Regions from separate parts of the Homo sapiens genome. Here region 1 is linked to region 2. Evidence: read pairs that join two places in POLR2A ChIA-PET (ENCODE). Cell type or tissue: OCI-LY7. All regions are shown on one strand. Links, peaks and the distances in the headings refer to the core of each region. The heading gives the core; the rest is flanking DNA. Region 1 overlaps UBA6 (ubiquitin like modifier activating enzyme 6). Region 2 overlaps STAP1 (signal transducing adaptor family member 1).

Region 1 (5,388 bases), core at 64-5,063, 60 kb before region 2:
GAAAAAACTTAACAGCAGTCAGTGAATATTTAAAGGATGGCCATATTATATATCTTATGGATTGCTTTAGTTTCCTTGATGTGAAGCAGCTCTGTACTAGTTAGAGCAAAGCAACATGCGTTTAAAGTAGATTTGTCAGAATCACAAAGTGTTGATTAATACTAATTTTATTCTAGTGTGGAATTTTTAAAAAGATCAGTATGGACTTAGATTGTATGAGCTACTCAGTAAATATTTTTTATGCCCACTGTATCATTGTGGGTATTAAAAATTAGATATATTGGAGTTCTGTCAGTGAACAAGATACATAAAGATCCCTGTTGTTATAGAGCTTACATGCCTGTGCGAGAAGATAGATAATAAAATACATACATGAATAACATAATAATACCTTCTAAAGGAACGTATAAAATACATTGGACCAATGATTAATAATCTGATCAAAATATATAGAGAAAATATTTTCTCTTTGTAATTTGATAAAACAGTTAAATGGTAACCAAACAGATGCAGGAAATGATAACATTAATAAAAATATATTCATATATTCAAAGGTTGTTCAAACAGATGAAACTGCAAGGAAACCAGACCATGTTCCTATTAGCAGTGAAGATGAGAGGAATGCAATTTTCCAACTAGAAAAGGCTATTTTATCTAATGAAGCCACCAAAAGTAAGGGAAAATCTTTATAAAAATGTTTTGAACTGGATGAGTTTTTATTTTCACTAAGCTCTACACCTAAGAATTTGTGGAATTTAATCACAACAATAATAATGATGACAATATTGATTGATTTCATGATCATATTAAAGTCAGTGTTCATCTTTAACTGTGACTAAATTCATCATCTTCCCCACTATTGCCCTACTCTCAAAGATTGAAGTCTAATTCTCCAAATCACATTAACTGCATTGTTGTTGTTTTTCTGATTGTTTTAGTTCTTTAGATGGTGAGCAGGTCTAAAACCATGAATGAAAAGCTCTGTTTTTAAGGAATTAAAAATTCAGTTTAATGGGGTCCTTGTGGAAACTAATCTTTGGACAGACCCATTTAAATCACTTTAGGATAAAGAACTATAAACAGAAATATTCTTAGGTTCTTAGTCTTTAGTAATTAGGTTCATAATTACTGACAGGGAATACAGAATGACCTATATATACTTCCTTGCTAGATGGACTTAAATATAAAAATACAGGAAAACTGAATTTTTAATTCCTTAAAAGCAGCCATACACTCATCTGTTTTGACCTGCTCACCGTCTTTTAGTTTTATAAATCAGTGGTTTCCAAACTTTTGAGATTTTAAGCATGGACCAGTAGAATTTCAGGAAAAATAACCCAGAATAACAATAATTAGAAGGATCTTGGGAACCACTGATCTACAAAGATTTCAGAAATTACTTATTTTAATTTGACCAACTGACCCTGTTCTTAGTTACCAGAGGGAAAATGTTTCAGAGTCGGATTTATGGAATAAATTTTTGAACTATACCTAATGTTGGCTTTTTTATTGTAAACCACTTGATAGGAGATGTGCAGTACACAACTTTCTTATTTTGCTATTTATTAAAAAGTTTTTTTAAATACAGAAACGTCTCTAGTTTAGTGGCATTAAAACCATCGTTTTTTTTTTTTTAATTAAAAAAAATTGGCTCTCTTTAATCATGGGAAAAGCTGTTTTTGTGGCCTTCAATAACATTAGTTGCCTGAATTTTTCTTATGTTTCTCAGTCATTAAAAAATATAAAAAGGAATCTTTGAAAGTTAGTAAATTCACATTGCTTTTTACCTAGTAAAATCTTTACTGCTTGCTGTGGAACTTTGTTTATCTGGTTGGTATAATCAGGTGACCTTCAGATGGCAGTGCTTTCATTTGAAAAAGATGATGATCATAATGGACACATAGATTTCATCACAGCTGCATCAAATCTTCGTGCCAAAATGTACAGCATTGAACCAGCTGACCGTTTCAAAACAAAGCGCATAGCTGGTAAAATTATACCTGCTATAGCAACAACCACTGCTACAGTTTCTGGCTTGGTAAGTTTATTATTCCTTGAATAAAAATGCTCCTTTTTCATTGCCTCTTCCCTGACTTCCCCGTCATACCAACCCAGTCACTCAGAGATGTTAGAGAGGGAAGGATAAATATTGGATCTCATAATTTAAAATTTCAAAATATTTTCTGAAAATGCAGTCATCTGTATTGTGAAGTATTACATAAATATACATTTTTAAAATAAAAAATAAGCTCAAGATAGATTATGATTTTTCTTATAGGCAATAATCTTTTCACTGATCTTTACGTCATTCATACAAAGCAGGTACTCTGTTTTTCTTGAATAAAATGAACTTCCCTAATCTTTATTCATAATGATTCAGAATCTTTAAGTGCGGCCCTAGTTATTATACCATATTACATCATTACTCTATGTAATTATCTATGAAGCTATGTAGTTATTTACCCCTGTATTAAGTGATTTTAGACTGTTGTTATTTTTTGAGTTACAGCATGTGCTTTCAAAATAGGGAGACTGTATGGTTGAATTAATATTTTTTTAAATAACTGTTAACATGTATAGAGTAGGTTGAAAGTTTGAAAGTATAAAATATACTAAAAGTATACAGACCTGTAATAAGAAATTTATATTACTATAGTCCCATAGCTGCTTTTACTATCCACAGAGAAATGCTTGAAAACGTGAAAGTTGAATAGATGCAATTAAAATCACGGATAGTTTTAGGCTGTTTATATTATCAGATCACCTTCTTTTATCTAGGTTGCCTTGGAGATGATCAAAGTAACTGGTGGCTATCCATTTGAAGCTTACAAAAATTGTTTTCTTAACTTAGCCATTCCAATTGTAGTATTTACAGAGACAACTGAAGTAAGGAAAACTAAAATCAGGTATGTATGAAAGTCTATTTCTCTTGTATAATGAGAATGAAATAAAATATTTTACCTTTTAAAAGGGAAAAATACTAGCTTCACCTCTTTTTTCTTCTATTGTGTATGTGTAAATTTTTGCCATCACTTCAAGATCAGCTCAAACCTCATCTTCATTAAATATTTCTGACTAAAGTAGCCAAAGAACCCTTACAGCACTTTATCTGCCACATTATTTGGCATTATGGTTTCATCTGTGTCTGCCAGATGAATTAGAAGGTACCCTGGTGTCTGACTGTAGGTCATGAGATTTAGAAGAATTCCACAAGCTTGAGACAAAGCAGAACAATTCCTGGGCCTGTACTTTTTAGTTTTCAGATTGGCAACAACCAAAAACTTGAAAAAAAACCTACCTTAACAAGGGTGTGAGAAAGCAGACACTCTCATACATTACTAATGAGAGTACAAAATACTATAATCCACAGTAAGGGATATATAGCACTATATTTCAGATACATTTGCACAAGTCTCAAACTATATATTTGCAAGATAATTATTCTGGCATTATTTATCGTGGCCAATGATTAGAATAACCGAAGTGTCCAGTAATGGGGTACTGGAACATCCACACAGTGAAACCCATTTTAAAAAGAGAGAGACAACACTGTCTTGCTAAAACATACTGATTTATAATACACTGGAAGGATCAGCAAGGTACTGATTAAAAGTGGTTATCTATATGATGTGATGAAGAAATAAGATTATGGAATATTTTAGAAGATATATTATCCTTTATTTCCCCACATTAATTTCTAGCCTGATCACAAATAATGGACTTCTGAAAGTGGGTTTTTTTTGTGTGTGTGTCATCACTAAAAGGAAGAAAATTTCAATGTTTCTGTTCTGAATATTTTTCTGTAACAGAAATGGAATATCATTTACAATTTGGGATCGATGGACCGTACATGGAAAAGAAGATTTCACCCTCTTGGATTTCATAAATGCAGTCAAAGTGAGATACTTTTGTTCATTTAGTTCATTAGTAGCTTTATGTCTGGTTTCTGTTTTGTTTTTATTTATAATTTTATTGGAAGTTATAATTATTTACCATGAATTTGCTTTTTTTACTGGTCATAAAACATTGTTTACGAACAATGTTAAATAAGCATTTTATGTTTGAGCGAGGCTTTCATTGTTTCTTTTTTGGATATTCACTTTTAGGAGAAGTATGGAATTGAGCCAACAATGGTGGTACAGGGAGTCAAAATGCTTTATGTTCCTGTAATGCCTGGTCATGCAAAAAGATTGAAGTTAACGTAAGTATTCAACATTATATGCAGCGATTAACAAGAATTTAAATGTAAGTTGATGCACACTAAAAAATTAAATATAGAGGTTACTATAATTCAGATAAAAGCATTAGTCTTGTCTAATGACATTAATAAAGACAGTGAATCTGCCAGGTGAAGGCCAACAGGCTACCTCTCGAGAGATTCAGCTCTTCAGTTAATAGGTTTAGAAACCTGATTTGGCCAGTACACTTAAGTAAAAGTGGATCCGTCTCTTATGTTGAGACACTTAATGACCAGGCTTATGAGTAATCTAACTGCCAAATCACTATTTTTGTTCATTTATTCAACAAATTATTGTTTAAGGTGCCAGCTGTGTGCCAGGTACTATTCTAGTCATTAGGGAGATAGCAGTTAGCAAACCAAAGTTCTTTCCTACTTAAGGAGTTTGCATAACAATAAGGCAAGTATGTTAGGTGATAGTAAGTATTATGGAGAAATTAAAGAAGAATAAAGAGAAAAGGAAATATGGGGAGTTGGGGGTGTTGAGTTGCTATATTATACTGAGTAGTCTAGGTTTTCCCTTTGCCTATCATAGTCTCACCTGTTAAGGTGGAATTTGAGCAGAGACTGAAAGGAAGAAAGAACCAAAGAAAGCTAAAGTCTTTATCGTGGTCTGCAAGACTCTAAATTTAGATTCCTAGTTATCCTTCTAAGTTCCTTCCTTACTTTCCCTTCACAATATTCCAGCTACACTGGCCTCCTTATTTGTCCTTGAATACTCACTCTAATCATGCTCCAGCATGGGACCTTTGCTTTAGTTGTTCCCTCTGCTTGTAACTCTGAGACAGTGACCTGGCCAAGTCTCACCCCTGGTCTTTGCACTTCCTAAAGAGGCCTCATTTAATACTGCAACCTGTCCTCAGCCCCAGTCTAGTATGTCTAGTCCCCTTTACTCTTCTCTACTTTTTCTTTTTTTCAGAGCACTTATTACTGTCCTATGACTGCTGTGCTGCTGTGTATTTTGCTTATATTTATTGTTTGTTTGTTTTTGAGACGGAGTCTCACTGTGTCGCCTAGGCTGGATTGCAGTGGCGCGATCTCAGCTCACTGCAACCTCTGCCTCCTGAGTTCAAGCGATTCTCCTGCCTCAGCCTCCCGAGTATAGCTGGGATGACAGGCACCCAACACCACACCTGGCTAATTTTTGTATT
Region 2 (5,388 bases), core at 214-5,213:
AGTAGCTAGGACTACAGGCATGTTCCATCATTCCCAGCTAATTTTTATATTTTTAGTAGAGACGGAGTTTCACCATGTTGGGCAGGCTGGTCTCTAACACCTGACATCAAGTGATCTGCCCATTTCAACCTCCCAAAGTGCGGGGATTACAGGCATGAGCTACCGTGTCCAACCTACTTTCGAATCTATTCTGCTCAGTACTGCCAGGGTGAATTATTTCCTTTGCAGAGAGTAGGACTGAGTATCTAATAGGTGTGTTTGGGAGGCAGCAAGCTCAGCTCAGCCCCTTCCTGTCCTCTCTCAGCTCAGTCTACCAGGAGAGAGTGAGTGTACTGCTCTGTTCCCTGCCATGTGGCAAAGGGCCTCCAAGAGGTTCAGCTTGTGGCTCTTAATCTGAGTCAGTGACTTGATGTAGCTCAAGGCTACCCAAATCTGGAGTAAAATATAAGCACAGTTTTGGCCTTAAATCTAAACTGCACATTGATAATTTGTCAATAATAAAAGTAACTAACTGATCTTCATTTGTGTGATTTCTGTGTCTGGCTGGTTTCAAACTTGGGAGAAGAAAAATTCTAATAAAAGAGTATATAAAAAATGTAAAAAAGAGGGAAGAGGGCCAGGCGCGGTGGCTCATGCCTGTCGTCGCAGTACTTTGGGAGGCCGAGGCGGGAAGATCACCTGAGGTCAGGAGTTCGAGGCCAGTCTGGCCAACGTGGTGAAACCCTGTATCTACTAAAAATATGAAAATTAGCCGGAGTAGTGGCGGGCGCCTGTAATCCCAGCTACTTGGGAGGCTGAGACAGGAGAATCTCTTGAACCCAGGAAGCGAAGGTTGCAGTGAGCAGAGATCGCGCCACTGCACTCTAGACTGGGCGACAGAGAAAGACTCTGTCTCGTAAAAAAAAAAAAAAAAAAAAAAAAAAAAAAGCAGTTGGGTTGAGGGGGGAAGAGAAGTGGGTATGACTGCCCATGGAGCTTCTTTTTGAAATTATGAAAATGTTGTGGAATTAGATACTGGTGATGGTTGTATAAGTTTGTGAATATATCAAAAGACACTGAATAATAATAATTATTATTGTGTCTCCCATATGAGAGTTTACTTTAAGGAACCAAAAATAGGAGTACCCAAAACTAGGAGTACCCCATAAACACAACACCACCTCCTGCTATTGCTCCATAGAGTTGTTGAATAATTGAATGGACTAATAATGTATGTGTGTAAAGCACCTAAGACCTGGGACATAGCAAGTATTTCATAAATGTCAGGCACTTTAAAAAAAGAAAAGAAAAGAAAAAGAAGAGCATTGCCTCAACACTCACATTATTGGCAAGAACTTTGCATTTTTTATTAGCCACATAATACTTCTTCCATGTGGTGATTTGTATGTGTGGGTGTGATAGCAGTATCTAAAAATTTCTAAAATAGATCTCCTTCAATGGTAATATGTATGAGAAGGAGGAAATATTTTCTAAACCAGAATAATGAAACCCATTGTCATTCCTATGTAAAATCACCCTTTCATGTTTTCTTAAATAAAGAGGTTTAAAAATCCATTTAGAAATCTGGCTTGAGAAGTTGCTAATATATACTAGCACTGCGATCAGATAGCCATTCTGTAAAAAACCATATGGGAGTGACTAGTTTTTTTCACTCTGTTAAAAAATACTTGTACTTTCTCAATCTGACCTATAATTACATAACAAAATAATTAAAATTTATCTTGCAAGTTGTTTTGTTTCTTTGCTTATCCGACCAACTCTTTTTAAGGCTTCCCCACCCTGCATTAATGGTAAGCCTCTGCAATGAAAGGAGTAAATCAAGGCTCTCCTGTTTTTTGGAGCTGGGAAGCAGGTGAGGAACAGTGCAGGAGGAGATGGGAATGTAGAGAAATGCATATTGTTCTGAGAACTTTATCATCTGTGTAGTTTGTTTGTTTGTTTGTTTTGAGATGGAGTCTCCTGTCACCCAGGGTGGAATGCAGTGGTGTGATTTTGATCTCTGCTCACTGAAACCTCTGCCTCCCAGGTTGAAGCCATTCTCCCACCTCAGCCTCCCAAGTAGCTGGGATTACAGGCACATGCCACCATGCCTGGCTAATTTTTGTATTTTTAGTAGAGGCAGGGTTTCACCATGTTGGCCAGGCTGGTCTCGAACTCCTGACCTCAAGTGATCCACCCGCCTCAGGCTCCCAAAGTGTCATTTGTGCAATTTTACTAAAGTATGGCTTCTAAGATCTAGTCCAACTCCAGGATTGTATGATTCCTGGAGGAAAAAAATACAAGAGAAAACCCTGAAGTCAAAGCCTACCACTCTGTTCATCGTCCTAATCAGCCTCATAACTACAGTATTACCCTGCCATAAGGTATAAAAACTAGTATTACTGATAGCCAGTAAAGGTTTATTGAATTCCCTCTGTATGTACATGCAGACCTCCATTGCACTATCGAGAAAAATTGTAGAGGTGTTCAGTCTCAAAAGAATGATATGAATTGGGTAAAGTTAAATAGGGAAAAATGGGAGTTTTACAGGTAAGCAAACGTATATACTTGTGGAAAGGATTAAGGATTTATTAAATGGGGGGAAAAGCAAGTATAAAGGCACTAAGTTGAAAGCAAAGGCAGCCCTGGAGGAAAAGTAAGGTTACAAATAGCATTAGACCATGTGAACTGCAACCACAGCTGCAAACCTAAGGACAGACCAAACTTATATTCAGTATGCAGAGACTTACAGGTCACAATCTTGATTTCATTTCGATAAGATGTAATAAATACACATAGAATCTGAGTCATTTATAAATATCAATCTCAATAAACAACATCTAGGTACCTATTCATATCTAGAGAAATACTTAAAAATTAAAAAAATTAATTTGGAAGGACATATCTTTGGAATGAAGCACAAATTTCTTTTTTTTTTTTTTTAACAATCGTTTGTGTGAAATCATTGATGTAAGAAAAGAGGCTGAAATAAGACTTCTGAATTTATCACTAGCTTAACTAGGAAACCTACAATCAAATGGTAGAATTTGAGTTTGAGAAGCAGCATGGTCAAGTGCATCACAATCAAATCCAAGCTAGCCTCCTTAATGGAAGAGGAACCTTGAATAACCTCTGTGGCCAGAACTCACTCATTTGTTTATTTGGAGTTGTTGTTTTAGAGAGACAGGGTCTCGCTCTGTTGCTCAGGCTGGGGTGCAGTGATGCAATCATAGCTCACTGCAGCCTCGAACTCCTGGGTTCAAGTGATCCTCCCACTTCAGCCTCCCGAGTACCTGAGAATACAGGGTGTGCCACCACGCCTGGCTAATTTTTTGATTTTGTAGAAATGGGGTTTCGCTATATTGCCTAGGCTGATCTCCAACTCCTGGCCTCAAGCAATCCTCCTGCCTTGGCCTCCATAAGTGCTGGGATTACAGGGATGAGCCAGCATGCCTCACCTACTCACTCATTTGTGAAGTGAATAAAATAATTTCTACCCAGAAGAGTTACTGTAAGGATCACAGTGACAGAACACTAAGAGCCTAGAATGGGATCCATTATATGTTATACCTCAAAAGGTTGCATTCATTATTATATAGTCCACTTAGTCATTGGAGCAACCTATTCAGCTATGCAAGAGAGTAATTATTCTTTTTAGAAAGGAGAGAACAGATTTAAAAATGTGAAGGAATCGCCCAAATTCTAGAATTGGACTGATACTTTTATCTCTTGACTTCCCAGTGCTCTTTTCTCATTAATACAACTAGCAAAAATGAATTAACTAGCAAAAATGAATTACAATGCAAGCTCCAGTTAAGTTTCTCTTCCTCTGTCCCCAATAAAAAGCTCTCATTCTTTGTTTTTGTGCGCAAGTAAAGTACATTTACCTAAGGAAGAATGTTGTATAGTGGTCTCCAAAATGGGATGCATAAATTCCAAAGGTGTGCAAGATGATCCATTGGGAGAGAAAATTTTAGAATATTTAATTATATTTTATTTCATATTTCTTAATTCATTTTTTATATATCAAATAATTTACATGGATTAATAGTACGGGAATATATATATTTATAATTTCCAAATGAATTAATATTCTTTTTTTGTTGTTTTTGAGATGGAGTCTCCCTCTGTTGCCCAGGTTGGAGTGCAATGGCGCAATCTCCGCTCCCTGCAAGCTCCGCCTCCTGGGTTCACGCCATTCTCCTGCTTCAGCCTCCTGAGTAGTTGGGACTACAGGCGCCCACCACCTCGCCCGGCTAATTTTTTTTTTTTTTTTTTTTTAGTAGAGACAGGGTTTCACCTTGTTAGCCAGGATGGTCTCAATCTTCTGACCTCGTGATCCGCCCGCCTCGGCCTCCCAAAGTGCTGGGATTACAGGCGTGAGCCACCACGCCCGGCTGAATTAATATTCTTATATTAGGGATCTGTGCTCAAAATGTTTTCCTGAAAGGAGTGTGTTATTTTAAAATTTGGAGATTACTGCCATAGAGAACTGTGTGTGAGCACAACTTAGACAGCCCTAAAAAATTTCCTTTTTTTTTGAGACGGAGTTTCGCTCTGTCACCCAGGCTGGAGTGCAGTGGCACGATCTTGACTCACTGCAACCTCCGCCTCCCAGATTCAAGCGATTCTCCTGCCTCAGCCTTCCGAATAGCTGGGACCGGGCCCGGCCCACACACACTGTTTTTTTTTTTTACTTTAGCACATCACAGATTGAAGAAATTATGAGACGTTGCCCAAACTATCTCTTATTTTCTTTCTTTTTCTTTTCTTTCTTTCTCTCTTTCTTTCTTTTTTTTTTTTTTTTTTTTTTTGACAGAGTCTCGCTCTATTGCCAGGCTGGAGTGCAGTGGCGCGATCTCGGATCACTGCAACCTCTGACTCCCAGGTTCAAGTGATTCTCCTGCCTCAGCCTCCCGAGTAGCTGGGACCACAGGTGCGTGCCACCATGCCCTGCTAATTTTTGTATTTTTAGTAGAGACGGGGTTTCGCCATGTTGAACAGGTTGGTCTCCATTTCCTGACCTCGTGATCCGCCCACCTGGGCCTCCCAGAGTGCTGGGATTACATGCATGAGCCACCGCTCCCGGCCCACCCACACTCTCTCTTATTTTCAAACGGTCCCAGAAAAAATGAGAAATTTTCCCATTTGTAAGAACTGCGATGCCAATGGTATTCCACTGTGGCATTTAACAGCTTTGATAATAAACACATCTTCCTGGTTAATTCAGAATCCTAGTGCTGTGGCTTAAATAAATCTTCCCACATTATCTTTTCCATAAAGATTATGTGTTTTTCATGGGTTCTTGACCTCAGATTTAGAAACCTTCTAGAATTGCATGCAAAATGGTATACGTTGTTACATTTTCCTGGGGAAAAGCTCTTTAAATACTTAAAAGTGCCCCACAAA

The links. ChIA-PET counts read pairs that join two places held together with the same protein. Peaks named below come from ENCODE experiments on the same cell type or tissue, not always from the same donor. Only the 100,000 strongest peaks of a DNase experiment are listed, where the experiment ranks them.
Region 1: POLR2A ChIA-PET joins it to region 2 with 6 read pairs; 4 of 35 experiments call an interaction of 5 or more read pairs at or near these places.

Annotation. Positions count from the first base shown.
Region 1 is chr4:67,621,644-67,627,031 of GRCh38, reverse strand. It overlaps UBA6 (ubiquitin like modifier activating enzyme 6), which reads left to right. Exons shown (of 33, transcript NM_018227.6): 28 at 555-672; 29 at 1,845-2,038; 30 at 2,779-2,906; 31 at 3,810-3,897; 32 at 4,107-4,201. Among named protein-coding and RNA genes, the nearest start is that of STAP1, 66 kb to the right of the region's middle. In OCI-LY7, for the core only: a CTCF peak has its summit at 1,826 (motif pointing right); no DNase peak of the experiment used is centred there.
Region 2 is chr4:67,561,474-67,566,861 of GRCh38, reverse strand. All of the region lies in intron 1 of STAP1 (signal transducing adaptor family member 1), which reads right to left. Among named protein-coding and RNA genes, the nearest start is that of STAP1, 5.4 kb to the right of the region's middle. In OCI-LY7, for the core only: no CTCF peak of the experiment used is centred there; a DNase peak (open chromatin) is centred at 3,118; H3K4me3 peaks cover 921 bases; H3K27ac peaks cover 1,092 bases.